Regions from separate parts of the Homo sapiens genome. Here region 2 is linked to region 1. A link is an interaction called in ENCODE POLR2A ChIA-PET data of the cell type or tissue named here. Cell type or tissue: PC-9. All regions are shown on one strand. Links, peaks and the distances in the headings refer to the core of each region. The heading gives the core; the rest is flanking DNA.

The links. Peaks named below come from ENCODE experiments on the same cell type or tissue, not always from the same donor. Only the 100,000 strongest peaks of a DNase experiment are listed, where the experiment ranks them.
Region 2: POLR2A ChIA-PET joins it to region 1 with 5 read pairs; 2 of 35 experiments call an interaction of 5 or more read pairs at or near these places.

What each region holds. Positions count from the first base shown.
Region 1 is chr9:91,225,582-91,241,768 of GRCh38, forward strand. All of the region lies in intron 6 of AUH (AU RNA binding methylglutaconyl-CoA hydratase), which reads right to left. Among named protein-coding and RNA genes, the nearest start is that of LINC02937, 70 kb to the left of the region's middle. RefSeq lists a silencer at 10,406-10,700. In PC-9, for the core only: no CTCF peak of the experiment used is centred there; no DNase peak of the experiment used is centred there.
Region 2 is chr9:91,386,576-91,402,762 of GRCh38, forward strand. No RefSeq gene overlaps it. Among named protein-coding and RNA genes, the nearest start is that of NFIL3, 29 kb to the right of the region's middle. In PC-9, for the core only: no CTCF peak of the experiment used is centred there; DNase peaks (open chromatin) are centred at 8,646 and 9,436; H3K27ac peaks cover 950 bases.

The DNA.
Region 1 (16,187 bases), core at 6,762-11,761:
ACATGTGCACATTGTGCAGGTTAGTTACATATGTATGTATACATGTGCCATGCTGGTGTGCTGCACCCACTAACTCGTCATCTAGCATTAGGTATATCTCCCACTGCTATCCCTCCCCCCTCCCCCCACCACACCACAGTCCCCAGAGTGTGATTGTTCCCCTTCCTGTGTCCACGTGGTCTCATTGTTCAATTCCCACCTATGAGTGAGAATATGCGGTGTTTGGTTTTTTGTTCTTGGGATAGTTTACTGAGAATGACGATTTCCAATTTCATCCATGTCCCTAAAGGACATGAACTCATCATTTTTTATGGCTGCATAGTATTCCATGGTGTATATGTGCCACATTTTCTTAATCCAGTCTATCATTGTTGGACATTTGGGTTGGTTCCAAGTCTTTGCTATTGTGAATAATGCCGCAATAAACATACGTGTGCATGTGTCTTTATAGCAGCATGATTTATAGTCCTTTGGGTATATACCCAGTAATGGGATGGCTGGGTCAAATGGTATTTCTAGTTCTAGATCCCTGAGGAATCACCACACTGACTTCCACAATGGTTGAACTAGTTTACAGTCCCACCAACAGTGTAAAAGTGTTCCCATTTCTCCACATCCTCTCCAGCACCTGTTGTTTCCTGACTTTTTAATGATCGCCATTCTAACTGGTGTAAGATGGTATCTCATTGTGGTTCTGATTTGCATTTCTCTGACGGCCAGTGATGGTGAGCATTTTTTCATGTGTTTTTTGGCTGCATAAATGTCTTCTTTTGAGAAGTGTCTGTTCATGTCCTTTGCCCACTTTTTGATGGGGTTGTTTGTTTTTTTCTTGTAAATTTGTTTGAGTTCATTGTAGATTCTGGATATTAGCCCTTTGTCAGATGAGTAGGTTGCAAACATTTTCTCCCATTCTGTAGGTTGCCTGTTCACTCTGATGGTAGTTTCTTTTGCTGTGCAGAAGCTCTTTAGTTTAATTAGATCCCATTTGTCAATTTTGGCTTTTGTTGCCATTGCTTTTGGTGTTTTAGACATGAAGTCCTTGCCCATGCCTATGTCCTGAATGGTAATGCCTAGGTTTTCTTCTAGGGTTTTTATGGTTTTAGGTCTAACGTTTAAGTCTTTAATCCATCTTGAATTGATTTTTGTATAAGGTGTAAGGAAGGGATCCAGTTTCAGCTTTCTACATATGGCTAGCCAGTTTTCCCAGCACCATTTATTAAATAGGGAATCCTTTCCCCATTGCTTGTTTTTCTCAGGTTTGTCAAAGATCAGATAGTTGTAGATATGCGGCGTTATTTCTGAGGGCTCTGTTCTGTTCCATTGATCTATATCTCTGTTTTGGTACCAGTACCATGCTGTTTTGGTTACTGTAGCCTTGTAGTATAGTTTGAAGTCAGGTAGTGTGATGCCTCCAGCTTTGTTCTTTTGGCTTAGGAATGACTTGGCAATGCGGGCTCTTTTTTGGTTCCATATGAACTTTAAAGTAGTTTCTCCCAATTCTGTAAAGAAAGGCATTGGTAGCTTGATGGGGATGGCATTGAATCTGTAAATTACCTTGGGCAGTATGGCCATTTTCACGATATTGATTCTTCCTACCCATGAGCATGGAATGTTCTTCCATTTGTTTGTGTCCTCGTTTATTTCCTTGAGCAGCGGTTTGTAGTTCTCCTTGAAGAGGTCGTTCACATCCCTTGTAAGTTGGATTCCTAGGTATTTTATTCTCTTTGAAGCAATTGTGAATGGGAGTTCACTCATGATTTGGCTCTCTGTTTGTCTGTTGTTGGTGTATAGGAATGCTTGTGATTTTTGCACATTGATTTTGTATCCTGAGACTTTGCTGAAGTTGCTTATCAGCTTAAGGAGATTTTGGGCTGAGACAATGGGGTTTTCTAGATATACAATCATGTCATCTGCAAACAGGGACAATTTGACTTCCTCTTTTCCTAATTGAATACCCTTTATTTCCTTCTCCTGCCTAATTGCCCTGGCCAGAACTTCCAACACTATGTTGAATAGGAGTGGTGAGAGAGGGCATCCCTGTCTTGTGCCAGTTTTCAAAGGGAATGCTTCCAGTTTTTGCCCATTCAGTATGATATTGGCTGTGGGTTTGTCATAGATAGCTCTTATTATTTTGAAATATGTCCCATCAATACCTAATTTATTGAGAGCTTTTAGCATGAAGCATTGTTGAATTTTGTCAAAGGCCTTTTCTGCATCTATTGAGATAATCATGTGGTTTTTGTCTTTGGCTCTGTTTATGTGCTGGATTACATTTATTGATTTGCGTATATTGAACCAGCCTTGCATCCCAGGGATGAAGCCCACTTGATCATGGTGGATAAGCTTTTTGATGTGCTGCTGGATTTGGTTTGCCAGTATTTTATTGAGGATTTTTGCATCCATGTTCATCAAGGATATTGGTCTAAAATTCTCTTTTTTGGTTGTGTGTCTGCCCGGCTTTGGTATCAGAATGATGCTGGCCTCAGAAAATGAGTTAGGGAGGATTCCCTCTTTTTCTATTGATTGGCATAGTTTCAGAAGGAATGGTACCAGTTCCTCCTTGTACCTCTGGTAGAATTCGGCTGTGAATCCATCTGGTCCTGGACTCTTTTTGGTTGGTAAGCTATTGATTATTGCCACAATTTCACATCCTGTTATTGGTCTATTCAGAGATTCAACTTCTTCGTGGTTTAGTCTTGGAAGAGTGTATGTGTCAAGGAATTTATCCATTTCTTCTAGATTTTCTAGTTTATTTGCATAGAGGTGTTTGTAGTATTCTCTGATGGTAGTTTGTATTTCTGTGGGATCGGTGGTGATATCCCCTTTATCATTTTTTATTGCGTCTATTTGATTCTTCTCTCTTTTTTTCTTTATTAGTCTTGCTAGCGGTCTATCAATTTTGTTGATCCTTTCAAAAAACCAGCTCCTGGATTCATTAATTTTTTCAAGGGTTTTTTGTGTCTCTATTTCCTTCAGTTCTGCTCTGATTTTAGTTATTTCTTGCCTTCTGCTAGCTTTTGAATGTGTTTGCTCTTGCTTTTCTAGTTCTTTTAATTGTGATGTTAGGGTGTCAATTTTGGATCTTTCCTGCTTTCTCTTGTGGGCATTTAGTGCTATAAATTTCCCTCTACACACTGCTTTGAATGTGTCCCAGAGATTCTGGTATGTTGTGTCTTTGTTCTCATTGGTTTCAAAGAACATCTTTATATCTGCCTTCATTTCGTTATGTACCCAGTAGTCATTTAGGAGCAGGTTGTTCAGTTTCCATGTAGTTGAGCAGTTTTGAGTGAGATTCTTAATCCTGAGTTCTAGTTTGATTGCACTGTGGTCTGAGAGACAGTTTGTTTTAATTTCTGTTATTTTACATTTGCTGAGGAGAGCTTTACTTCCAAGAATGTGGTCAATTTTGGAATAGGTGTGGTGTGGTGCTGAAAAAAATGTATATTCTGTTGATTTGGGGTGGAGAGTTCTGTAGATGTCTATTAGGTCCTCTTGGTGCAGAGCTGAGTTCAATTCCTGGGTATCCTTGTTGACTTTCTGTCTCGTTGATCTGTCTAATGTTGACAGTGGGGTGTTAAAGTCTCCCATTATTAATGTGTGGGAGTCTAAGTCTCTTTGTAGGTCACTCAGGACTTGCTTTATGAATCTGGGTGCTCCTGTATTGGGTGCATATATATTTAGGATAGTTAGCTCTTCTTATTGAATTGATCCCTTTACCATTATGTAATGGCCTTCTTTGTCTCTTTTGATCTTTGTTGGTTTAAAGTCTGTTTTATCAGAGACTAGGATTGCAACCCCTGCCTTTTTTTGTTTTCCATTTGCTTGGTAGATCTTCCTCCATCCTTTTATTTTGAGCCTATGTGTGTCTCTGCACGTGAGATGGGCTTCCTGAATACAGCACACTGATGGGTCTTGACTCTTTATCCAATTTGCCAGTCTGTGTCTTTTAATTGGAGCATTTAGTCCATTTACATTTAAAGTTAATAGTGTTATGTGTGAATTTGATCCTGTCATTATGATGTTAGCTGGTTATTTTGCTCGTTGGTTGATGCAGTTTCTTCCTAGTCTCGATGGTCTTTACATTTTGGCATGATTTTGCAAGCGGCTGGTACCAGTTGTTCCTTTCCATGTTTAGCACTTCCTTCAGGAGCTCTTTTAGGGCAGGCCTGGTGGTGACAAAATCTCTCAGCATTTGCTTGTCTGTAAAGTATTTTATTTCTCCTTCACTTATGAAGCTTAGTTTGGCTGGATATGAAATTCTGGGTTGAAAATTCTTTTCTTTAAGAATGTTGAATATTGGCCCCCACTCTCTTCTGGCTTGTAGGGTTTCTGCCAAGAGATTCGCTGTTAAGTCTGATGGGCTTCCCTTTGAGGGTAACCCGACCTTTCTCTCTGGCTGCCCTTAACATTTTTTCCTTCATTTCAACTTTGGTGAATCTGACAATTATGTGTCTTGGAGTTGCTCTTCTCGAGGAGTATCTTTGTGGCGTTCTCTGTATTTCCTGAATCTGAATGTTGGCCTGCCTTGCTAGATTGGGGAAATTCTCCTGGATAATATCCTGCAGAGTGTTTTCCAACTTGGTTCCATTCTCCCCATCACTTTCAGGTACACCAATCAGACGTAGATTTGGTCTTTTCACATAGTCCCATATTTCTTGGAGGCTTTGCTCGTTTCTTTTTCTTTTTTCTCTAAACTTTCCTTCTCGCTTCATTTCATTCATTTCATCTTCCATTGCTGATACCTTTTCTTCCAGTTGATCGCAGCGGCTCCTGAGGCTTCTGCATTCTTCACGTAGTTCTCGAGCCTTGGTTTTCAGCTCCATCAGCTCCTTTAAGCACTTCTCTGTATTGGTTATTCTAGTTATACATTCTTCTAAATTTTTTTCAAAGTTTTCAACTTCTTTGCCTTTGGTTTGAATGTCCTCCCATAGCTCAGAGTAATCTGATCGTCTGAAGCCTTCTTCTCTCAGCTCGTCAAAGTCATTCTCCGTCCAGCTTTGTTCCGTTGCTGGTGAGGAGCTGCGTTCCTTTGGAGGAGGAGAGGCACTCTGATTTTTAGAGTTTCCAGTTTTTCTGTTCAGTTTTTTCCCCATCTTTGTGGTTTTATCTACTTTTGGTCTTTGATGATGGTGATGTACAGATGGGTTTTTGGTGTGGATGTCCTTTCTGTTTGTTAGTTTTCCTTCTAACAGACAGGACCCTCAGCTGCAGGTCTGTTGGAGAACCCTGCAGTGTGAGGTATCAGTGTGCCCCTGCTGGAGGGTGCCTCCCAGTTAGGCTGCTCGGGGCTCAGGGGTCACGGACCCACTTGAGGAGGCAGTCTGCCCGTTCTCCGATCTCCAGCTGCCTACTGGGAGAACCACTGCTCTCTTCAAAGCTGTCAGACAGGGACATTTAAGTCTGCAGAGGTTACTGCTGTCTTTTTGTCTGTGCCCTGCCCCCAGAGGTGGAGCCTACAGAGGCACGCAGGCCTCCTTGAGCTGTGGTGGGCTCTACCCAGTTCAAGCTTCCCGGCTGCTTTGTTTACCTAAGCAAGCCTGGGCAATGGTGGGTGCCCCTCCCCCAGCCTCGGTGCTGCCTTGCAGTTTGATCTCAGACTGCTGTGCTAGCAATCAGCGAGACTCCATGGGGTAGGACCCTCCGAGCCAGGTGCGGGATATAATCTCGTGGTGCGCCGTTTTTTAAGCCCGTCGGAAAAGCGCAGTATTCGGGTCGGGTGGGAGTGACCCGATTTTCCAGGTGCCGTCGGTCACCCCTTTCTTTGATTAGGAAAGGCAACTCCCTGACCTCTTGCACTTCCCAAGTGAGGCAATGCCTCGCCCTGCTTCGGCTCACACACGGTGCGCGCACCCACTGACCTGCGCCCACTGTCTGGCACTCCCTAGTGAGATGAACCTGGTACCACAGATGGAAATGCAGAAATCACCCGTCTTCTGCGTAGCTCAGGCTGGGAGCTGTAGACCGGAGCTGTTCCTATTCGGTCATCTAAAGTGCCACTTCTAAACAGTCTTGGTGACTGATGACATTAAGCAGTGGAATTAAAAAAATAGGATTGTCCTTGGTGAAATTATAATTGTTTCAGTCTCACAAGCAGCCCTAATGCATTCAAGGTGACAGAGGTCTACAAAACTATTCAAACTCACACTGTCCATCCCAACAGCTTCCAATGCAGAGCCTGACTCCTGGTCAGGATCTGCTCTGAGGCTCCCTGGGCTGGAGCTATATACTCAGGGATTACGACATCAGCAAGTAACACATTCCCAGGACACTCCTGCAGATACTCCATAGTACTACAGAGTATGAGGAGAAATGTGAAGATAAGCTGAAAATTACAGGATAGCTCACAAGGCTTCCACTAAAAAACAAAGATCTCACAGCGACCACAGTTAATAATAGTATGTACTTATATGATTTTGAATGTTCTTACCACACAAAAAAAGATAAGTTGGTGAAGTCGTGGATATGTTAATTAGCTTGATTGACTCTTTCTACAATGTTTACATAGATCAATACACTATGGCCAGGCATGGTGGTGGCTCACACCTGTAATCCCAGCACTTTAGGAGGCTGGGGCAGGGGGATAGCTTGAGCCCAGGAGTTTGAGACCAGCCTGGCCAACGTAACAAGACTCTGTCTCTACCACACATAGAGATACAAAATCAGCCAGGCATCGCATGCTGACTACGGAGGCTGAGGCAGGAGGATTATTTGAGCCTAGGAAGTGGATGCTACAGTGAGCTATGATTATGCCACTGCAGTCCAGCCTGGGTGACAGAGCGAGATCTGTCTCTAAAAATATAAAAATGAAAACAAAATTATCACATTGTGCCCCATAAATATACAATTATTTGTCAGTTAAAAATAAATTTTAAAAAACAAGTGCCTCAAACCTTCCTAGGGGTAGTAAATTTATAGCACTTTTCCTTCCACAGAAAAGCAACTATAATATTTCTGCCATTTCAACACCCCACCAGCCAAAGGTACTATGTGAAGTTTCGTGTACCTACATGACGCTATGTCCAGATCAGCAAGCAGAAACTGAGTTCCAAAGCTGCATTACTATGCTATGAAGAAAGAAAGCGCCTTGGCCACTGCCCTTCCCTTTCTAATGTGTGAATGCTTAGAATATACAAGGGGATTTCTAAGGCTTTTTGCCTTGGCTGTGTCAACTTGGAGGTTCTGATTCAGTGAGTATGAGGTGAACCTAAGGTTCTGCATTTCTAATAGGCTCCAACATTCAGCTGAAGAGGCAGCAGAATCTACTAACCCACTGCTCTAAAACAGGAGGTGGAGAGATAATTCTCTTAAATTAAAGCAACAGAATTTACATAACCAAGTAAGTAATTGCAATCATCACCTCACATGCTGTCTACTTGTTGTTTAGGACCATTTTGGAATTCCTCCTTTAAAACTAATTTCACAGATGACAACCCATTTTTTCACTCATTGAAGCATCACTATGGAGGGACCCTGTTTTGGTACATGGATACATCCATGAACAAAACAAAGCCCCTGGCCCCTGGCGTTCAACACTGTCATGGGAAGCCTCGCAATAAAGAAAGAAATACACACAGAGAGTAAGAAAGCGGGGGGAGATGGAGTGGGGATGGGCACAGTTAAGACAGGATGGCCAGGGAAGGGCTCTGAGCAGGTGACACTGGAGCTGAGGCAGGAGGTAGCAAGGATTCCCACACAGGTCTGGGGAATGCATCTCCAGGAGGAACACGAAGGGCACAGGTTTTGTGGGAATTGCAACTGATTCACTTGTGGAGCACAAGGAGGTCCAGTGTGGCTGAAGTGCACAGCAGGGGCAGATCCTGTGGGTCCCATGGGCCCAAAAGGACCTGGGGTTTACTCTGAGGGGGACAAGAAGCCACTGAACATCTGAGAGCATCTTCTGAGAAACAGTGGTATGGGACTGTCATTCTCTAATGAAGATTTGAGCTTGTCAACCTAAATAAAAAACAGGGAGAGGGCCTCTAAAAGGAATCTGGGAATAAAGCATTGCAACAGGAATGCGTATGCCATAAACAATGTGTATATTCAGGGAGATAAAGGAAGACAAAGGTTTTTAGAGGAAAAAATGAAGATTACGTAACTGTTTCAAAATAATTATCCTTGGCTACAAAGATCAATAACAAGTAACGCCAGCCTGAGGCTGGACAGGCAGTTGAACAGACATCCTTGCAGAAGTGTCTTCTGTATAAGGTTACAATGGCCTTCATGTAAGGTTGTGGTTTTTGCAGAGTGTTTTGTGATGGTTTTAGTTATCAGGCATACAAGCATAAGAACCCTCTTTTCATGGGCTTCTCAATTCTATTTGTCAGGGTTATTTTTAACACCAGTGATTCCATTTTGATTCCTCAGAGATTTGAGGGAGAATTATGGTCATGAACTAAGAAGACGGGGGTAGGCAGATGTTTGTACTATTTGTGGTGGAGCTCCAACAAGCTCAGAGAGAGACTTCTAAACAAGTTCCCCAAATGATTTGAATGTTGGCCATGTTTTGGCTGCTCAACATCCACTGCCCCCATTAAAATCCCGGTCTTGCTTTTGGAGACCCCTTTGGCCACCCCTCTCTCCACTGTATCAGCCTTGGACAGTAGAGGATCCCTGCAACTGAAGCCCAAGAGCCAGAGCTGCCTCCTCTGCCCTGACACAGCTGGACAGGCGTCTACATCAGGTCTGGCCTGCTGGATGCTGCTTCCAGGACTGACAGTCTGAATGGGCAACCTCATGGCATGGAGATTTGCCAAGCTCACAAAGAGCACAGGGCAGTGACGTGCAGACCTGCCATGGTATAGACTGTCTAGTTCTGGGGCTCCTGGGTTCCAGTTTGTGCTCTAAGCTTCAATCTCTATCCATCTATTGATTTCAGGAGACTTACAATAAATTTCCTTTTCATTTAGGGTAGCCAGAGTCAATTTCTATTGCTTACTCTCCAAAAAGACGAATCATACAATAATAGAGCTATTAGTTTTCTTTCTCTTTAAAAAAGTCAGATGAAACTGAATGGGAGTTTATCCGTTTTACTTTTTCCAAATAAAGCTTATTTAAGTTCAATAAATAATTTATTGATTAACCTAACAAGTGCCAGGCACTGTCCTAGGTGCTGAACCCACAGTGCTGAGTAAGATAGACCATTCCTTACCATTCTGCAGAAGGAGAGCAAAGACAAATGGCAAGAAGCAATGGGCCAGAGAGAAGAGACTGTGAGGAGTGTTACACAGAGAATTTCAGGCAGGGAAGAGAGTTCTGAGACAGCACACTAGATGACTAATTTAGATTGGGTGGTTGGAGAAGGCCTGCTTGATAAAGGTGAGGCCAATGTCTGAAATATAACCAGACATCCAAATGAAGATCAGGAAGAACACCCAGTGATGAGCTCAGCTGGTACAAAGATGTAAAGATGAGGCAGAGTATGGCCCATTGAAGGAGACCACTGTGGCTCATAGGAAAGGATGTGAGGAGGAGCAGGACAGGAGCTTGGGTAAGCGGAGTAGAAGTTTACATTTTACCCTAGGCAAAGTGACACAAAGGCACTGGAGGATTTTGAGCAGCAAGTGACATAATTTGATCTGCACTTTAAAAAGATCATTTGTAAGATTGGGGGAGAAGAGATGATAGGGGCAAAATCAGAACAGGGTGCCCAGTAGGCAGCTACTGCTGTCACCCAAGTACAACAGGATGGCAGCTTGGACCGAGACAGCGCAAGGTAGGGAGAGAGATGTGGAGGACTTGGAATAAGTGTTGTCTGAAATGCTAGTTAAATGGATGCTGGGAGAAAGGAAAATCAATCTAATGGCTAGATTTTTAGCCTGAGTGTGTGAGTGTCCGATATTATGAACACTGACAAGAATGGAGGAGGGGGAAGCTGTGCTCTGGCCAAGGTAAGTATAATGTATCTTTTACACATAAGAGTGGAGCAGTCATGTGTGAGACTGGACACAGAGAATAAGGTTTACCAATGATTAGTATCATACAGGTAGCATTCAAAACCAAGGTCCTGAATAAGATCACTTAGGGAGACTGTTTAGACAAATGTCAGCAAGACCTGGACAGGTGCTCACTGAGGCTGTTCAGCTGCTCAGGTGCAGCCAACCACATTTTATAAGTCACCTGTTCCTGTTCTACCACTATTCACCCTACCCTTCCTTCAATAAAGCTATGTCTGCAGGGGTCTTCTAGGAAAGATATTCTTCACTGAAATAAAGACATTCAGGAATACACAGGTCTTCTTCCAGGATGCTGTCACCTCTAAATGTGATACTTAGAGCTATGGCAGCCACCTTGTGACCATGATGGAAGGTGGCAAGGGCAAAGTCTCCAAACTGAAGATGGCACAGCAGAAAGACAGCACTAGGCTGCTGACCTTATCAATCCTGAAGACGCCTTACTCTGTGACTGCTTGTGATGCTACAGAGTATTTTCTTATTGTTTAAGCCAGCTGAAATAGGGTTTCCTGTAATTTGTACCAAGAACATCAGGAAGTACAGATGGATGGAGGAAAGAGATTTGAACATGCATTTCAGAAAGTGGAAAAGCAAACATACTAGGGAAGTATGGCAGTGTTGCTGGGCAAAATTAACTACACACTTGAGATGTGTGATCAGGAGATGAGTTAGCATGATTATTTTTTCCATCCCTAGCAATTTCTAGCTAACTGGTGGCAGGGGTTGGGGGGATCGGGGTGGGGGTCTGGAACTTTGCCAGACAAGTACAAGAAGAGAGGAGAGAGCTCAGTAATACCAACCGTTGACATTACTGAGCAGATACTACATAACACTACGTAAATCCTCCCAAGTACTCCAAGAGTATTCACTCATTTAATCCTTACAATTCCCCTATGAGGTTAGTGGGAAGGTAGCTAAGGTCATTTGTAAGAAAGTGATTATCACAAAGAACCATGAAATCTAGGCTGTGTGAGGAGAGAAGAGAGGAAAAGAGGGAAATGATTGAGAGTGAGTGGCCCCAGACCTGAGGACTTAGTGAGGTCTGAACAGAACTGGAAGGTTAGGATGCTGCAGAGTGAGAGGCAGGAAATCGAGATTCAGAACAGAGCAGGTGTGCATAACTGGAGGTTGTGGGGTGACTGGGCTGAATGGGAAGGAGGAAGAGATCCCTGCAGGTGCAGTCACAGACTGCTAAAATTCAGCTCATGGACAGTATGAGACAATGTATAGATAATGCTCATCATGGTTTCTGGAATAAATTTTCTGTGTTTTAAAAGCCACTGAAAAGCAAATATTTGAATACTGAGAACCCATCATTTTTAAATAGGAAAAATAGTAATTTATTCTTAGCCCACCCAAAAGCTCCAATCAATTTCCCCACAAATCGATAAAATGGCAGGAAAAAAAACCCCATAAACTGCTATGTAACAGTCTACCACAATTTCTACATAATATTTAGCATTTTAAACACCAATTACCTACTTATTGAATTCTTAATGAATTATTTAGGGGATACGTGTATGTGCAGAAAATGAATCTATCAGCTACAGATTATGTTTCCTCCTATGTGGCATTAAACAGATAATGTGATGAAAATAAACAATAAGCTATGTTATAGGTAAAAGATGAATGCCAATAATGCTTAGCAAAATTAACAAAGAATTTCAAAACTGTTTACTTATCAAATGAAAAGTCTGGTGGTACAGGAGGGAGAGAGAGAGGCAAGAGTCACTGCTGCTCCCTGGTGATGCGGTAAAGCTGTGTGCCGGGGCAGGAGTGAGAACTGTTCACACTCAAATGAATTTCTTTCGTTGGTACTCAAGATCCTGGGAGTGAATGGCTTTGACTCACTGTCTGAAGCCACAGACAAAGTAAGAGGATAAAAACACTCAAAATGGATATCTTTGTTTCTTTTGCTTGTGATCTGTAAATAATATTAAAATGAGTTTCTAGTTTATAAGCGGTTGACTCTTTTCATTTATTCACTAGTTTTCAAAATTACAAGGTGGTTCCCTAGTATCCTCTAACGCTGAACAGTTAAGTTTTTAATCTTTGGAAATCATAATTAACTTATAGATTTTAGCCTATTTGATGTATGACAACCCACTGCAGTTAAAATCTTTATTGATGCTCAAACTACCCCATCTTTGACCAGTGAGGACTTAGTTAGATTGGCTGTGAAGTCCTTTTGACATGACCAAAATAGTCATCAATAACTTCCTGTTACCTGGTATCACAAAATGTTCCAAGCTCATCTTGTACCTTTCCTCCTCAGACCTTGATTCCTTTTAGTGGAGCTACATTTTTAAATGTAACGCTTTTGCTCACATCATGATCAAGTTTATTTACAATAGCAATGATTTCATATGGTATGTTCTGAATTCTTTTAAAGATTTTGCATTGAGATTCAAAGCTTCTCTTTTCTAACAAATGACGAGCACTGAGGATGAGCATTACCAAGGGAGTATGGGGAATGAGTTTTTTGCTAGTCAGTACTTCACTACATGGGCTACTGGATTGCCAACATTTTCAGTGTCCGTTTTATACTAATTTTATTGCTTTGATTTAACCACTTTCTTGAAAGCTTAAAAGTCAGAAACAAAATTTTGGGACCAGTTTTTTCAGGGTTGCATAAATATCACAAATGACCACTGTTAGAAACCAGGTTCCCTCAATGTTTCTCATTTGTCATTCTCAGGCTGCATCTTCTGTCCTTTCAGATTATCTCATGGTCCAAAAAGGCTGCTGAAGCCTTGCAATCAGGTCTGCAAACCAAATAGCAGGAAGGGAAAAGGGGGAATGGGAAGGGAGTGCTCCATTTTCAAAGCCACTGACTAAGTACTGGACAACAGTATCTGTTTGCATCTCACTGCCTAGAACTTGGCCATGTGTAGCTGGAGGAGGCTGGGAAATGTAGTTTCCTTGCTGAGTGTTTTGCCATAGCATAGAGAATAAAACTGGGACTCTCTCACTAAGGGAAAATGAAAATGGGTAGGCAATTAGCAGACACTACCACAAGTGGCAAAACTGTTTTCATCATGCAACAAAATGTCTTCATGTTCATGTATCACTTGGATAGAATAAAGATATACTTGAAATGTAATATTACTGTTTATTATTTTTCCTTCATTTAATCTTTTTGAGAAGACATCAAGAATTTTTCTCCCTAGGTAATAATCTCCTGCGATTATACTACTTAAAACACAACTTACTTTGAGGTAGCAACCTGTCTTAGCAGAGGCTTAAAGCACAGCAAGCTTTTGCCAGAGAAGGCAAGAAGTAAAATGTTTAAAATATCTGGTTATCTCCTGTATTCCCTGCTGCCTCTTGGGAGCCATGAGAACCTTCAATGCCATGGGGAGATGTTGGCAGCAATCTGAGACTACTCTCCCCTTTCCTCCAAGACCAAAAGACCTAAATTCAAAGTACAGAATAATGTGAAATATAGATGTTACTTCCCCCTTTTTATATTTACATGTATTAAAATAATCTAAAGCAAGCTTTGACATTTCACATTCAATTACAATGTAATGTGTAAAGAACTGACCATACCTTATGACTTTGGATTATAAAGTATGTTTTAGTAACATTTAACGGTGGAAAACCCAAGCTTTTTGTTCTGTTTTTTTTTTTTATCCTTCATCTTTTCCCTTCTCAAGAGAGCACAAAGAAAGAAGTCATACTGATAAAGGGGGATGCTCATAACAAATCTTCCAAGTTAAAAGTATGTGGATACCAAATTGAGGGCATTTACTGATATGCTTAGAAGTGATCTCTGACTTCTGATAGTAAATACCACTTTTGAATTACTTATAAATCTTCTCTCATAAATAGAAAAGCCCCACTTCAGGTTGTTTTTTCCTTGAACCATGGGAGGAAACACTGCAGTATAATGCTAACTTTGGATTATAAAGCCCACTGCAAGCTGATTCCTGTGGGACTCTGTGTCAGATGGCCTAGGCAAGAGCTTTCTTCATGCATCAGGGCTTGATGCTTACAAAACTAACTTCCTCTCACTTTACAATGAAAGCATCAGGGTTAAAGAGGAGTGAGCTATGTGAACAAACATGGCATGTTTACTAGTCTTAAATTGTGTCACAATCATACAAAAACCATAAAAATATTTATCCTTCCATTTGTGACCAATGTTTAAAGTGTTGTAATGCTTCCTATTCACTGAGGCCTGTTGTAAAGCAATGAAAACACACACGCACACACACACATGCACACACGCACGCACAAGACAGAGGGCTATGTAAGGAGAAAAACCTAACTGGCTCAACCCCAGCAGAACCTGCCTGAAGCATATTAGTTTGAGCTCTTTGTGGATTATGGTAGAGAAGCCTTTAGCAATCAGGACTGGAATGGGGAAGGAAGGCTGGACAGCAAAAACGTTTTTCCAGAGCAAATTAAGCAAACTGGCCACAATTAAACACTTTTGTGATACAGCTTTCATTAATATTTATTATAGAAAGCTTTTTCAACTATTATGCCACACACTGTTAGAGAAACATACACACCCAAGTCTTAATCATTAAAAACAAAATTACGCTTATTTTTCAATGTTTACATGCACCTTTAAAAACAAATATTTGCTGATACATTGTGATATCTTTTTAAAAAAAATTTTGAAGATGTATTGTTACCTACCAGAGGAACACAAAATCTTCCTTTCAAAATCTTTTATTTAAAGACTGCCATGGTGTGCATCTGTCCATTCTTGGCCAGCTCCCACCAATAGCACTGTGCACCCCTCCGCCTTTGAGTGCTGTCTTGAGGCTGTGAACTCAGATGCTTGCCCTGGTGGCTCTGAGAGGTCTCTGGAGGCTTCTCCTGCCCAACCCTCACTCACACCCATATGACCAAGACGTGAGCACATGACTCAAGTCAGACCAATCAACTCTCTCTCCTTCAGCGTGGATCTTGAACAGAGCAATGGAAGGAATGGCTGGGCTAGTAAATTGGAGTGAAGGCCTCCAGGTAAGGCTATCTGGAGCTGTACTTCCAGGGAGAAGTTTCTGTGATGGTGGAAAGGGTTTGTGTTTGCACTATGTAATACAGAAGTCACTAGCCACATGTGGCTACTGAACACTTGAAATGTGACTAGTATGGCTCAAGTTTTAATTTTTAGTTCATTCTGATCAATTTAAATTTAAATCATTGCATGTGGTTAGTGGCTACAATACTAGATGGCACAGGTCTAGAGTCTCCTGCCACTGAGAGAGTCTCTGGGGGCCCTTTAGCCTCCCATGAGCTCCCTTTTGGTGGTAACACTGGTTTCTGTTCAAAACCAAAGAAACTTGACATGACCTACAGTTCATTTCAACATGCCCAATGTCTTAGTCAATGATGCAGCTGAGGGAGAAGGTCTACACAACATCTCTACAGTTCATGGCCAGGGTAGGAGGATGCTGCACAGCACAAAGTGGGAAAACAGCCAGCTGATGCCTAGCGATAAGTGCGTTCTGTGGTCTAGACAACCTGGGTCACACAAAAGTGACCTAAGAAGGAAGACATTCAGAATCTAAATGATAATCTTACAATACAGTTGCTCAACATACACAAGAGAAGTGGTATCGGCCAGCCTGATCTAAACTGAGATCTTCCCAACAGACTTCTGAACATAACACCTATCCCAGGTACATGGAAACTGTCCAGAGAAACAAAACTAATAGAAAGAGGGGATCCAATGGACTCTTCTGTAGCAGCATACATGTATCAGATCAATTACTAGGGCTGCAGTAAGACATCTACCTACCTACAGTAAAAATATCATGCCATAACATGCCTAACCAACTATGTCTTACATGTGTTGCACTTTTTCATTCTAATCCCTAGTTATTTATATAGACAATATGTTATATATTATATATAAGTATATGTGATTGATTTAAAGTCATATTAGTATCTACAAATGTATTATAAGGATTATGGCTAGGCTGGATATTTTTTCCTTTTTGAGATTTTGTGTTAGGTTTTCCTTTATTAGGTTTTGTGGTAAGTACATAATATGTATTATGTATGTGTAATACATATATACTTGTGTCAAATGAACATGAATACATAAGCCAGCCCTAAAGAAAAGTCTTGATTACATTATTTTAATGCAGTAACATTTGCCAGAGATATAATGTTTCATGTTTACCTTACTAGACAAATCATGTAACTACTAAAGCAAAATGTCAAACTTAATACCTTGATATCTACAGATTCCACCCCTTAAGAGTTGTATTT
Region 2 (16,187 bases), core at 6,138-11,137, 160 kb after region 1:
ATTTCTCTGCTCCATGACAGGGGTCTGGGTAATACCTGCCCATAACCCATCTGCCATCTTTGGCTCAGTTTATTTCCTCTGATCTGTCAATCTCTCCATTGACAGGTGAAAGGCTGACTTCATCAGCATGACATGGATCACATTTTTGAAGAGCTGGTAAAATAGCCTCATTGTTTAAACGAATGTGTTTTTGTTCAATTCTTGTTGTCAGAGAATTTGTTCCTGAGTGTCCTGCCTGAGTCTTCAGAAACACAATTTACTGTATTCTATGGGATAATTTATGGGGGTTTTTGGTGGGGTTTTTTTTTTTTTTTTCAAAAGTGTCACTTGCCAAGCTTTGTTTTTGTTTGATTAGTGTACAGTAGTCTCCCTTAGCCAGGGTTTCACTTTCCATGGTTTCAGTTACCCACAGTCAAGTGCCTTCCACTAATAGGTGAGTACAGTACAATAAGATATTTTGAGACACAGACTACATTCACATAACTTTTATTTCAGTATATTCTTATAATTGTTCATTTTATTATGAGTTATTGTTGTTAATATCTTACTATGCTTAATTTATGTTGATTTTTTACTGTTCCTTGTGTAATACAGTCTTGTATATACTTTCTGAGTTACTTTGTCCATTGACTCCTGTTATATGGCCTCAGATATTTATTTAAGGTGAGGGTTGGGCTACGTGGCAATGTTCTTTTTGCTTGTGTGTTTGTTTTGTTGGTTGGGTTTTTTGTTTTTTTAATCTTTAAACATTTTTTAGAGATAGGGTCTCACCGTGTTGCCCAGGCTGGAGCACAGTGGCCATTCACAGGCGCAATCACAGTACACTGCAGCCTTGAATGCTTGAGCTCAAACGACCTCCCACTTCAGTCTACTGAGTAACTGAGACTACAGGCACGAAGCATGCCTGGACTTTTCTTTCTTTTTTTTTAATTTTTATTATTTTTTGCTAGATTTTGCCACCCTTTTGCCATCAGCTTCCCAGTTTGTAGTCTGTCAATGTGCAGACCAGGTAGTTAACACCATTTGGTATTGTTCAGGAATCAGTGTAAAATATGTCGCCAGTTATGTCTTTGAGCATAGCTTGTAATTCAGCCAACTTGACACATTTCTCCACCTTTGGCTAAGCCTGGCCAGGCTCAGTCCCTGGGAGTTTCAGCAGAGCATACCCAGGGCCTCAGGCACTGCCTGTCTGAGAGCTTTGAACAGGGAGGGCCCAAATCCGCAGGGCCTTCCCCTCAAGGATCTTCCCACCCCCTAACCCCTCCAAGCTTTGTTAGACCCCAGCAGGCCCACAGCAAATGGCACACCACAGGTTCTCAGCCCCTTCTGTGATGTCATTCTTCATTTTACCTGAGTAGAGAGGCTGTTATCCCCACTGTGTCTGGCTGGGGGTAAATCCAACCCATTGCCCTTGTAGTGTTCAGTGTTGCTGGCTAGTTTCCAGTTTGTTGTAATGCCCAGTATACTATTGTAGCATGTGTGTGGTGTGGGGTGTGTGTGTGTATGTTTGTGTATCTGTGTAAATCAATGTATCAATGTATTTGATTCAGACTGTCCAACCACCTACTTGTTGATGTCAGAGGCAAGAAAGCACAGTTATCCAAAATAGTGATTTCCAGGTAAAGGGATGGGGAGAATAGGAGGGAGGTGAGACCAGCTTGCTCAGGTGGGTCAAGGGTGAGCTGTTGTGAGAGTCTTCTCCCAATGTCCCAGGTCTTCCAGTAATTGCATAAAGAGGTTACCCGAGGTTAAAATATATGTCTCCAGTACTTAAATGTCTCTCTGGGCCTCTGTGTAGTTGTTGTTTTTTTTTTTTTTTTTTTTTTTGGCCAGAGAGGAAGAGCTGTTATTTTTATTTTTCCTTTATAACATCTAGTACTAAAGGCCTTCTTTGGGTAATGCCTAAATAGTTTATTGCTATTTTGGCCTAATTGATTCTTTTCCTCAGCTACATTCTATTATTTTTCTTTCAGGTATTTAACAAGTGACATGTTTTGTTTTTTCTTTTATGATGAGTTAATCTTCAAAGTTTCTTATAAAGAGACAGAGAAAAAAATAAGGAGGAACCACTAGGCACCTATTAGAACGAGTACCATAAAAAATACTGGGTGCTGGGAAGGATAGGAAGCAGCCGGAAGCCTCACGTGTTGCCAGGGGAATGCAAAACGGTGCCATCACTTTGAAAACGGTTTGACGGTTTCTCAGAGTTAAGCACACACTTACATATGACCCAGCAACCCCACACCTGGGTTTTGACCCTAGAGAAATGAAAAGTTCTTTTCTTTTAAGATGGAGTTTCACTCTTGTTGCCCAGGCTTGAGTTCAGTGGCACAATCTCGGCTCACCAAAACCTCCGCCTCCCAGATTCAAGTGATTCTCCTGCCTCGGCCTCTCAAGTAGCTGGGATTACAGGTGTGTGCCACCATGCCCAGCTACTTTTGCATTTTTAGTAGAGACGGGGTTTCACTATGTTGGTCAGGCTGGTCTCGAACTCCTGACCTCAAGTGATCCACTAGCCTCGGCCTCCCAAAGTGCTGGGATTACGGGCATAAGCCATTGCATCTGGGCTGAAAAGTTCTTTTCACACAAAACTTTGCACAAGCTTTACTTGTAATAGCCCTAAACTGGAAACAACCCAAATGTCTTTCAAAGAGTGAATGGCTAACATATGGTGGTCCAGCCGTAGCATCATGGTATTCTACTCTGCAATAAAAAGGAGCCAACCGTTGATACACAAAACAGCTTGGATCATCTCAAAGGTACTGTGCTAAGTGAAGGAAGCCTGACTCAAAATGTTAAATGCCATGTGATTCCATTTATAAGACATTCTTGAAAAGACAAAGACAAAAACTATAATGATAGAGTGGTTCTGAACAGAATTTTTCTTTGGAGTAACGATCTCACTCTGTCACCCAGGCTGGAGTGTAGTCGTGTGATCACAGCACACTGTAACCTTGAACTCCTCAAGCTATCCTGCCACCTTAGCCTACAAAGTAACTGGGACCCATAGGTGCATGCCACCACACTGGGTTATTTTATTTTTTTTAAATATTTTTGTGGAGACATGCTTTGTTGATCAGGCTGCTCTCAAACTCCTGGCTTCAAGCGACCCTTCTGCCTTGGCCTCCCAAAGTGCTGGGATTATAAGTGTGACCACCATGCCTGGCCCAGAATTTTTTTAATCCATTCTGCGAATTCATTGTGTTTCTTGAGACTTAGTTACTTTCTTCTGTCATTTGTTTTTATTTATTTTTGAGACAGAGTCTCACTCTGTCATCACTCAGGCTGGAGTGCAGTAGTGCAATCTTGGCTCACTGCAACCTCCACCTCCCTGGTTCAAGCAATTCTCATGCCTTGGCCACCCAAGTAGCTGGGATTACAGATGCGCACCACTATGCCCAGCTCATTTTTGTGTTTTTAGTAAAGACGAGTTTTCACCTTGTTGGCCAGGCTGGTCTCAAACTCCGGGCCTCAAGTGATCTGCCCACCTTGGCCTCCCAAAGTGCTGAGATTACAGGTGTGAGCCACCACCACTCCCGGTGTGGTTTTTTTTTTTTGTAACACTCTCACTCTGTTGCTCAGGCTGGAGTGCAGTGGTGCGATTACAGCACACTGTAATCTCGAACTCCTCAAGCAATTCTCCCACCTTAGCCTACCAAGTAACTGGGACCATAGGTGCACACCACCACACTGGGTTATTTTATCTTTATTTTTTATTTTTGTTGAGACGTGCTTTGTTGTCCAGGCTGGTCTCCAACTCCTGGCTTCAAGTGACTCTTCTGCCTTGGCCTCCCAAAGTGCTGGGATTACAAATGTGACCACCACACCCAGCCCAGAATTTTTTTAATTCATTATGTTTCTTGAGATTTAAATTCTTCTATCATTATTTATTTATTTATTTATTTTTGAGACAGAGTCTCACTCTGTCATCACCCAGGCTGAAATGCAATGGCGCAATCTTGGCTCTCTGCAACCTCTGCCTCCCCAGTTCAAGCAATTCTTGAGCCTCAGCCACCCAAGTAGCTGAGATTACAGGTGCGTATAGCCATGCCCAGCTGATTTTTGTATTTTTAGTAGAGACGGGGTTTCACCATGTTGGCCAGGCTGGTCTTGAACTCCTGGCCTCAAGAGATCCATCCGCCTTGGCCTTCCAAAGTGTTAGGGTTACAGACGTGAGCCACTGAGCCCTGCTTTTTTTTTTTTTTTTTTTTTTTTTTTGAGTAAGACTCTCACTCTGTCACTCAGGTTGGAGTGCAGTGGTGTGATTACAGCACACTGTAACCTCAAACTCAAGCGATTCTTCCACCTTAGCCTACCAAGTAACTGGGAACATAAGTGCACGCCACCACATTGGGTTATTTTATCTTTATTTTTTATTTTTGTAGAGACATGCTTTGTTGCCCAGGCTGGTTTCAAACCCCTGGCTTCAAGTGACTCTTCCACCTTGGCCTCCCAAAGTGCTGGGATTTTTTAAATCCAGCCTAGAATTTTTTTTAATTCAGTCTGCTAATTCATTATGTTTCTTGAGATTTAATTAAATTCTCCTATCATTTGTTTTAAGTCTGACCTAGTATAAGCCCCCCATTTCCTTGATTTGAGCAACAGGACCACAAGAATTACTTCCTGGTTTTGAAGCATACGATCGCTCTGTTGGTTGATCATAGTGATCCTCTTTGTATCCTCCAGGCAGAGGTGGGGGTGCTGTCAAAGACTCCCCAGGGTCAGCTCCCAGAGGTGGGCAGTTGCTACTATAGTCTGATTTCTGCCATAACGTCTGCCTATGCACATTATCAAAGCCCCCACTAACACTGAAGCCATTGCCTTTGGCTCTAGGTTTTTGCTTCTTGTTTTCACTCCTATGGATTTGGTTAGGCCTGCGTTGAGTTTTAACCTGGATTTATTTCCTAAATTCTTGTTTAATGCCTTTTCTACACTAGACTGTGAGTCAGTTTTTCATAGTCTTCCTAGGCTGGAGGTTTTCCTTTAAGTATGGCTTTGATTTCAGAGAGTCTTTCTGCAGTGTGACCTCGTTTTCCTGTTAATTTAGTTGGGATTCATCCCATACTCATCACCAACTTGACATTACCAGCCAAGTAGTTGCAGAGGTCACAGAACAGAAAGTCTCACCGGACAAGTTAAACTCTTCCAGGCACTTAATGTATTAAGTCAATTTAAAACACACACGGAGATGCAAGGGAAAAGAAATACGGTTAGTTAGCAGACTTAGTGTAGGGTGTGAGCAGGATGAAGGGCCAGGCTCTCTGAATCCTGGTACATGACAGTGTTCATGTGGTGTGTCTGTCATTTGTCTCTGTCTCATCAGCTGTCCCTATAGATGATGTTATAAGGACTAGTGTTGAGGTTTGAGCCAGGGTGCCCAACCATAGGAGGTGCCTGGCACCAAGGCGGCAAGGATGCCTGGCCACTTGACAGCTTGTCAATTAGCCTGCTGAGCAGATAAGGGTTTTATTTGCTTTTCTTAGACAGAGAACAGGTAGGGCCAGAAAGGGTGTCACTGATGGGTGGTTGAATTCAAACCTCATGAATATGTATTGCCTCAAGTGCCTCCTGTATATTTAGAGTAATATATGTTGGGTATCTCTCAGTCCATTCTCTCACGCTTTGCTTGCTAACAACTTTTCTTTATCTAACGTATCTTGAGAATTTTGTGGATGTCTTCCAAGCTACATACTTACTACTCATCTATACTTCTATCTTAAGTTTCTTCCTTTCCATTTTTTTCCTTCCATAGCAGAATTGAATATTAACAAACACCACCAAAACATGCACGTAATGCTATGCATTTTATACTCTACTACCCCAACCTGTTGAGCAACGGGACTAGGGAGGGAGACAAAGCCAACATTCATTTATGTGTTATCTCAGGTTCTCTTCTATTACTTTTATTACTAACACCACTATTAGCAAACATGGCTTTCCATCTGCAGGCCAAATGAGCCTGCCAATACCAGGTTCTAGAATAAGATCTACTTGCTTGATCACTGGTAGAACTGGACAACTGCTGTAGCTGATAAACTGTTTGCTTCCTCATCTTTGTGGGGAGCTGGTGCCCTAAGACTCAAGGCACAGAGGAGCAGAGAATGCATGCTTCCCCAGATAGGTAGACCCCAGAGGGAGATGGAAAGGAAAGGGGCTAGGCCACAAGGCCTAGAAAAGGAAACAAAAAAATAGTTGCAAGCATTTGATCACATCGGAATATGAACATATGTGATAATTTTCTGAAGACAAGAAATTATTAAAGCCAGAAAAACAACATTTAAATTAAGCATAGTAGTAAGTAAATTTAGCTTCTTAAAAATGAGAGACTTGTGCTTCAAGTGACTCAAGAAATCAGTATACTCATGCCTGTAATTGCAGCACTTTGCTGCAGGCCGAGGCGAGTGGATCACCTGAGATCAGGAGTTCAAGACCAGCCTAGCCAACATGGTGAAACCCGTCTCTGCTAAAAATACAAAAATTAGCTGGGTGTGGTGGTGGGCTCCTGTAATCCAAGCTACTCAGGAGGCTGAGGTAGGAGAATCACTTGAACCCGGGAGGCAGAGGTTGCAGTGAGCTGAGATTGCGCCACTGCACTCCAGCCTAGCAACAGAATAAGGCTCCTTCTCAAAAAAAAAAAAAAGAAAATAAATCAGTATAAAGCTACAAACAGAGGACAGCATCTTAGAGGTTGACTCTTGTGAGTTAAGAGTTCACTGTGCGGTTGTATAGATTTATACACACACACACACACACACACACACACACACACAAGACAGAGGAATTGATTTAGCATAGGAATTGGCTCACGTAATTATGGAGGCCCAAGGAGTCCCACAATTTGTTGTCTGCAAGCTGGAGACTCGGGAAAGCCAGTGATGTAAATCAGTTTGAGTTTGAAGGCCTGAGAATCAGGAACAGTGAAGTGACGGTGTCAGTCTCGGAGTCCAAATGCCGGAGAACCCAGAGTGCTGATGTCTGAGGCCAGGAGAAGATGGATGTCCTAGCTCAAATGGAAGAGATCAAATTCGCCCCTCCTCTGCCCTTTTGCTCTGTGTGGGCCCTTAACAAATTGGATGATGCCCACTCACACTGGGAAGAGCTACCCTCTTTACTCAGTCTACCAATTCAAATGGTAATCTTTTCCAGAAACACTCTTACAAATACACCCGGAAATAATGCTTTACCAGCATCTGGGTGTCCTTTAAGTCCAGTCAAGTCGATACCTAAAATTAACCATCATGGCGGCCAACCGACTAAGTCTGCATGAGGAGGTAGTAGAGCCCTGGGGCTCACCGGCAAGTAAGAGGCACATTGCTTGCCTCCTCCACCGCCATCGAAATGTGTTGATTATATGTAACTTTGAGCTGTTAAATGTAATTCCACTGCAATTACATCATGAAACTGAGACAGTATGATGGGTTACTGACAAAAGTAAAATGGGTGTGAAAATGCCTCCATATGGAGACTCCATATGTGCATATGTTTTTTGTGTAGGTTTGCATATATAAGCACTTTTAATATGGAAAAATACACATTAAACCACTTCACATTGGTCATCTTGGGGGGATCAGATTGGGGAAGGGGAAGTTTTAAATTTTTCTTTCTATACTTCTATATTATATTTCTTTTATATTTTTATAACGTTAAAAATATCGTAAAAACCTCCTTCTCCACTTGAGTCATGTTCGAATGAAATCCCACTTACCAAGTCTGAACCGTCTTGGCGCACCATTATTAACTGAATGGTGCTTTGCATTTCTGAATGGCCTACTGTTGGAAAAAAAATCGGGAACCCTAACAACCGGCTGGATTTGAGGAATGGATAGAGCAGGTAGGAGGTACCTTACCTTTATTAAAATGCCACAAACACTTATTGTGTAAAGTTAAATAAGTCACTATTAAGAGCTGAATTGTCTTCCTCAAAATTTGTAAGTGGAAGTCCTAACACCTGGTACTTCAGAATGCGACTATATTTGGAGACAGGGTCTTTAAAGAGGCAATTGAGTTAAAATGAGGTCAGTAGGGTGGGCCTTCACCCAATCTGACAGGTGTCTTTATAAAAAGAGAGAGTTAGAGGACACAGACACACACAGAAGACCATGTGAAGATGCAGGGAGAAGACGTCATCTATCTGCAAGCCAAGGAGAGAGGCTTCAGAAGGAGCCAACCCTGCCAACACCTTATCTTAAACTTCTAGCCTCCAGAACTACAAGAAAATAGATTTTTTGTTGTTTAAGCCTCCAGACTGTGGGACTTTGTTACAGCAGCTCTAGAAAACCAAAAGAGCCACAAATACTCATATATAGTATGTCTTCATTCTAATGGTACATTAAAAAAAAGATTACTGCCTCATATTGATGTTTAACCATGTGTTTGATGTTCCTGCTTTTTAACTTTTAAAGATTCTTTTATAATTCCTTGCATTTTACCCTCAGAATAATCCAATGCATTCAGAGAAATCAGGTATTCTTATTTTACAAGTGAAGAAACTGAGGCACAGAAGGATTAAGTGACTTGACCAAAGTCTTCTAGCAAGTGGTCTCCTGAACCGACAGCCTTTCTATGTACCACATTCAACCTATCAAATGGAGTATTTCACAATAACTGTCTCTGCTGGTGCTTATTTCCACATAGGTCACATTCATTCAGCAAACATATTGAGCAACTAGTTTGTGTCTGTCTTTCTTAGGAGTTGAGGAGACAATGACGGAGAGGACACAGTCCTGCTTTTGAGGAGCACATGGTCTAGGTGTGTTGACAGACACATGAACAACATTTTATATAATGTGAGAAACACTATAATCACAGCATGAGTACGGCATTGTAGGGACACCACTGAGAATGTCTTTACAGATGTGGTAGAAACTGAGTGGGTCTTGAAGAATTCAAAGGAGTTTGTCAGACAGGGATGGGGATTCCCAATGGAAGAAGCTTCATGTGCAGAGGCCCAGAGTTGTGCAAGGTGGGAACAAGGACGCTGAGGATGGAAAAGAGATTGGAGTGTGGCAGTGCAGGGAGGGGGAGATTTCATACTTGTCTACTAAAAACGTTAGATACCTTTAGCTTTATGACAAACTCACTGTTTTGTGGTTCTTCATTTTTCACTAGTTTCACCAAGACAGACTTTTTTGGGGGCCGTTCCTATAGATCTTACTTCTCACATTTTAATGAGTATGATGTATCACCTGGGGATTTTGTTAGAGTGCAGATTCTGATTCTGAGAGGGGCCTGCTAGTCTGCATTTCTAGAAGATTCCATGTCAGATTCTCGCTGCTGGAGCCTGGACCACACTTTGAATAGCAAAGCTTAGTCTGTAAAGTAAGAAATCAGAAGATTGGGTTGACCACATTTGTATTTTAGGAAGTTAAACCAGACAAACATGTGTAAAACTGGTTGTAAGCGACTTGCTGCTGCAAGTCACAAAACAAAAGTTCTGCGGATATGTATCCTGTGGGTTATGACTCATTTCAGGAATTCCTCAAATGGCAAGAATACCTCAAAGATTCATGAAATATGCATTATTTGAATGTACTATGTATGTTTCTTCCTAATTTAATACTTTAGTCCTAGTATAGAAGTGGAATTTTAGTAGAATTCTTATAAGTAAGTAGTATGTTTCAATTACAGGATATCTACAGCAAAAAATAAAATGACTTAAAAATAATACAAATAAAACCAGCAGTAGTTGACTTGGTGCCATCTTTTCTCAGGAACGTGAGTAATGACTGGGTCCCATACATGGAGAACAGATTGCTCCACGCAAGGCCTATTAGAAGTTAACACCAAAGCAGATGTTCTTGAAGCTACTGTTACCATTATAGATGCAAATCCAGACAAGCTGTTCCCATTTTATAGGAAAAAAAATGTAATAATAAATTACCATACTTACCTTAATGGCTTAATAAGAATTCATTAGTGAGCATTCATAAAAGAGGATAAGAAGTTTAAAAATGTACTGCTTAAAATAATTAATACTTTTATCACATCAGAAGCCTAAGACATAGTAAGCAATAGCAGATGGTAATTTTAATATCTTACAAATATCATGAAGGCTGCTGGAACCCAAGGTAGAAAACTGCAAAATACAATGACTTTGGGGTCAGTTGTAATTATAAAGAAGCTCAAAGGTCAGAGACCAGATGGAATCCCTCTCAAGTTTAATCCAGAGATGTTTCTCACAAAGAATTTAATAGGTGATTGCTTTCCCTCAAAGCCTATTTGAATGCTAGCCCTGAAAGAATTTACAAATTTTAAAGGGGGAACTTGGCCGGGCACGGTAGCTCACACCTGTAATCCCAGCACTTTGGGAGGCCTAGGAGAGTGGGTCGCCTGAGGTCAGGAGTTCGGGACCAGCCTGGTCAACATAGTGAAACCCCGTCTCTACTAAAAATACAAAAAAAAAAAAAATTAGCCTGGTGTAGTGGCACATGCTTGTAATCCCAGCTACTCAGGATGCTGAGGCAGGAGAATTCGCTTGAACCTGAGAGGCGGCGGTTGCAGTGAGCCAAGATCACACCATTGCACTCCAGTCTGGGCAACACAAGCGAAACTCCGTCTCAAAAAATTATAAAATAAAATAAAATACAGGGGGATCTTATATTCTTTGGCCTTATATTCTATAAGGAGCTTTCTGGTGCCTTGAATCAACACAATTCCTGATGGATTCAAAGCCAAACTTTATGTAGTTTCCCATTGCCTCATTAAACTGCTCAGTGGTAGAAGCTTTTTCCTGTCCACTGGAAGAACACTAAGGCAGGCTATGACTTTCCTTGTTCATTTTTAGGTAATAAACAAGTCTTAGGCATGTTATAAGACAAACATAGCCTCAATTTTAAAATATAGTGCAGGTGTCAAAAATAGTTCAAAACTGGAAACCATCTATAAGGCTATCTTAGCCATTAAAATCCAAGCTGGTGAGAAGAAATAGGGAGAAGAAGAAATAGAGATGTGTGTATATTTTTAACATTTGGAAACATCTAAAAGCTTTAAACTGGGATGTCAAAATGTGCCTTACCTTTTTTTTTTTTTGTAAAAACCCAATTAGCTGATCAAGTATATGAAAAGCTGCCATTCCTCTACCTCCAATCCCTCCTCATACAAAGCAGTGGTCTTTACTGGGGTCCAAGGATGATGCCCAGTATGTTTACAAAATTATCCTTTGTGATGCAGGGAGAATATTGGAATTATTTTTCATATTTATTTGTCTGAAAATGAGATACATTAAGCTTTAATAATATTTATTTTATTTATTCCTGTTTTTGAGACAGTTCTCGCTCTGTCACCCAGGCTGGAGTGCAGCGGCTCACTGCAACCTCCGCCTCCTGGGTTCAAGCAATTCTCGTGCTTCAGCCACCTAAGTAGCTGGGATTATAGGTGTGTACCACCACACCCAGCTAATTTTTGTATTTTTAGTAGAGATAGGGTTTCAAACTTCTGGCCTCAAGTGATCTGCCCACCTTGGCCTCCCAAAGTGCTAGGATTATAGGCATGAGCCACCCCACTCAGCAAGGTTTATTAATATTTAATATTCTAACTGACTTTAGTACCTGCACTTTCTCATCGAATAGAAGGATGGGTGGATGGATGGATAAAAAGATAGGTAGATAGATAGATAGATGTATGATGTATGTATGGGTAGATAAGTAAATAGATAACAGCTAGATGGATGAGTTAATGGGTGGATAGACAGATGATAGATGGATGATAGATGGTTGATAGATAGGGAGGAAAGTAGATAATAGATACATAGATAGATGTACTTTTTTCTTTTCTTTTCTTTTCTTCCTTTTTTCTTTTTTTTTTTTAATAGCTAGGACTGTGGGATAAACAAAAGTTGGAAACCACTGGTCTAAAATACTAGGACATTTTTGTTTTGCATTTCCAGAATCTGGCAAGGTACTACTTAATTTATTCAAGTTGTTTTCAAGGGGTACCATTTAAGAGGGCTGATTTTTAGATGGAAAGAACAGTAATGCCAGTAGTACACAGATATTATCTAACCTAGAAAATGATTGTCTTGAAAAGGTAGTCCTAATTTTCTTGTATCAGAATTTACTTTGAATAATGCTACAGGAAAAGAGCTGTATGATGGATGCCAGGGCAGGCGCGTGCTGTAGACGTGGAAGCAGAAGAGCACCCAGGATATGGGGTGATGAAGAATGTTGTCACAGAGTAGGGAAGAGCAGAACTCTTTTACCAGGTAGAAGCCCAATACCACACACACACACACACACACACACACACACACACACGAAAAAGAGGAGCACTAATGAGAGGAGAACTGGGCCTTGAGACCTAGGCTTTCATGCCCCCTTCTTTTGCCTCCCAGAGGCCAGTAAAGCCTCTCTGTGGGCTTCCTGGGTTCCAGGGAGAACAGTTCACATCAGTGGTATGAAATCACGGCTTTCAAGACTTTGCTTCAGCAGAGACCTATCATAAGAGATGCATTTTACATTGGAAATGCAAACATGTCAGGATGTGTGTTTCTTGAAACTGCAGCTTGACTTGCTACCTTGAATGCACTGCCATGTCATCTGTTCCTGCATCTGAAATGCTGGCTAGTGTCCCTGGCATTCATGGCACAAGCCAGTGCAGTTGCAACCCACAGTCTGGAATTCACAGAGAATGGGAGATACGCTAGGAAAGGTTAGTATCAGCTGAAATGTTAAGGGTCTTAAGTTTCAGACAAGGAGGTTTAGGCGTTGTTATTTGTAACCAAGAGGGTCTCCTGAGGTTTTTAGAAGGGGGGCAATGTGGCCAGACACAGTGGCTCATGCCTATAATCCCAGCATTTTGGAAAGCCAAGGCGGAAGGATTGCTTGAGCCCGGGAGTTCTAGACCAGTCAGAGCAACATCATGAAACCCTGTCTCTATTAAAAAAAAATTTAAAAATTATGGTGGCGCGAACTTTAAATGTAAAATTTAAAAACTTCAAATTTAGCATTAAAAAAAAAATGGTGCCACGAACCTGTAATCCCAGCTACTTGGAAGGCTGAGGCGGGATGACTGCTTGAGCCATGCAAGCAATCATCAAGGTCAAGGCTGCAGTGAGCCATGATTGCACCACTGTATTCCAGCCTGGGCGACAGAGTGAGATCCTGTTCCCCCCAAAAAAGAAGGTGGGCAGTGTGTCTCAATGTGGGCTTTGGGGAGGTGGTCGGCCTGTAGCAGTAGGCACAGTGTGGTAGATGGTGCAGGGCTCACTGGCACTGGGGACAGTAGTGATAGCCCACAGACTAGTTTAGGCTCTTGCAGCCTAAACTGGGGGAGTAAAATAGTTATTATGCTTCTCACCCTCTCCCCCATGATTTTTTTGCCCTTAAAAATGCTACCAGCTCAGACCTAAGGAAGTGTCGCATAGCGATTAGGAGTGTGGCTCTCAAAGTCACCTCCTTGCTCCTCACCTACCCACTCTGTGCACGTGGCCAGGTGACTTAAATTTCCCTGCCGACCTCTGCGAAAGGCTATTTCTGGGACACAGGAAGAGCTCTCAAAGTACAGTGAATGTTAGTGGCATTGTGCAGAAGCCCAATGTTAGTGGCATCGCGCAGAAGCCCAGAGGACCACACTTCCTCGGGAGTTGGCGCTCACGGAGTCCAGCTGTGCCAGCCATGTCCCCAGGGAAACAATTCCCCTCTGCAAAGGCAGAACATTCCTCTGAAGCAGCTTCCAAATCTGCTGTCACTTGCGGCCTGGTCACCTAGTTCTTCAATCACAATTGTGGGAAGAGGGGGCAAAGGAAATGCCAGCAGGGCTCTTGCCTTAGCACTCACTGTGACTGTGTATGTTTAAAATACATAAAAGGCATACTCAAAAATGACCTGTTGTTCATTCTTTCTTACGCTTTCATCATAAATATGCGTTACTGCACGTTTAAGGCACCATTTAATTTTTGGTACGCTATTCATAATACTGAGGTGTAAGAGAACTTGCAAGAACATTAGGCAGGGACAAATAAAAGTAGCAGGCTCTAGCCATCGCTTGTATTTTCTTCTGCTTAGCCATTTTTGATTGCTTTCTCCAGTTATTTATTTATTACCCAATATGAAGCACAGAGAGGAAAAAAGATGTTTTGTTTTTGTTTTTTAAGAGACAAGGTCTCGCCATCACCCAGGCTGGAGTGCAATGGAGCTATCATAGCTCACTGCAGTCTCAAACTCCTGGGCTCAAGCAATCTTTCCACCTCACCCTCCCAAGTAGCTGGGACTGCAGGTGCCCACCACCACCTCAGCTAATTTTTAAAAATTTTTTATAGAGACGGGGTCTTGCTGTGTTGCCCAGGCTGGTCTTAAACTCCTGCCTAAAGGGGTCCTTCTGCCTTGTCCTTTCAAAGTGCTGGGATTACAGGTGAGAGCCACCCCACGTTGGTGCTTTCACCAGTTATTACAGCATACGTTTATTTCTTTCTTTTTTCTTTTTTTTGAGACAAGGGTCTCGCTCTGTTGCCCAGGCTGGAGTGTAGTGGCATGATCTCAGCTCACTGCAACCTCCACCTCCCGGGTTCAAGTGATTCTCTTGCCTCAGCCTTTTGAGTAGCTGGGACTACAGGTGTGCACCACCACACCTGTATTCTTTGTATTTTTAATAGAGACAGGATTTCACCATGTTGGCCAGGCTGGTCTTGAACTCGTGCCCTCAGGTGATCCGCCTGCCTCAGCCTCCCAAAGTGCTGGAATTTCAGGTGTGAGCCACCATGCTTGGCCTATAGTACACTTTGCTCTATCCTAGAACTTTCTGGCCTGAGGCTAATTTACTCTCAAACTTAATGAATGGGAAGAGTGACACTTCCCTCATTTCTGCCTTATTCCATGACTCTGAGGAGGTGCTAAGATGCTTCCTTCTACCTGGAAAAAGTGAGTTTTTAAGTGTGTTTTGCAAGCTTTAGGCCTAATTTGCATGTTCACAGCAAGTGAAGTGGAAAATATAGACAATTATCTTGATTTTTCTAGAAACACACTCATTTAAAATATCAAAAAATTCAGAATATTTTCCCTTGAATTATTTCAGTAATTATCCCAATTTTGTTCTGTATTGATGTTGGTATGATATTAGGTGCCACTTGGGGCATACAATACAAAAGCAACTACAAACTGAAGAAGCAAAAAATAACATCATGATACTTATCATACTTTGCGGAAAATGAAGAACAGGTTCATTACAATGCACCATCTTCAGTGACCCTGGCTCTGCTGGGGTTTCACTGTTGTTGAAGTGTTCAGAACACACTAATGTACCCAGGGAAGGAAGAGCTCTTTGGCTTCTCCAGATCTTTTTCTTGACTCCTGCTCACCTGCTCTCCTGACTCTCCCACCTGGATTCACCTTGAGCTGACACCCCTGATAAGTCTTTCAGCAGCATTTACAAGGTTACATTTCCTCCAGCCATTCCTAAGTGAATCAAAGGCATTTTCTTAAGCCTGGAATTCAAGGTCCTTTGGCAACTGGTTCTATGTTCATCTTTGAATTCTGTTACTAATCCTCTGAATAAATTCCCTTCTGCAATGATGCAGAGTACTTCATCACTTTACCGCCCCCTGCCCCCAACAGTAGTATTCATGCCCAACACGTCTTCCCTGCTCATCCAAGTTCTAAATTTTCCTTCTCATCTAGGTTCTTTCTTTTTTGCTTTCTTTTTATGTCTTTTTTTTTTTTTCCTGAGACAGGGTCTTGCTGTGTCACCCAGGCTGGAGTGCAGTGGTACAATAACGGCTCACTGCAGCCTTGACCTCCTGGGCTCAAGTGATTGTCCTACTTCAGCTTCTTGACCAGCTGGGACTACAGGCACACACCACCACACTCGGCTAATTTTTAAATTTTTTGCAGAGATGGGGTTTCCCCATGTTGCCCAGGCTGGTCTCGAACTCCTGAGCTCAAGCAATCCTCCTTCCTGGCCTCCCAAAGTGATGGGATTACAGGTGTGACTACCACACCTGACTAATCCAGGTTCTTTAATTGCCAAAATGTCCTTTAGTTTCTTCCCAGTTCTGTTTCCTGAGTTTCTTTGGTAGATATATTTCTTTTTTTTTTTTTTGAGATGGAGTCTCGCCTTGTCGCCCTCGCTGGAATGCAGTGGCACAATCTTGGCTCACTGCAACCTCCGCCTCTTGGGTTCAAGTAATTCTCTGCCTCAGCCTCCCGAGTAGCTGGGATCACAAGCATGCGCCACCATGCCCAGCTAATTTTTGTACT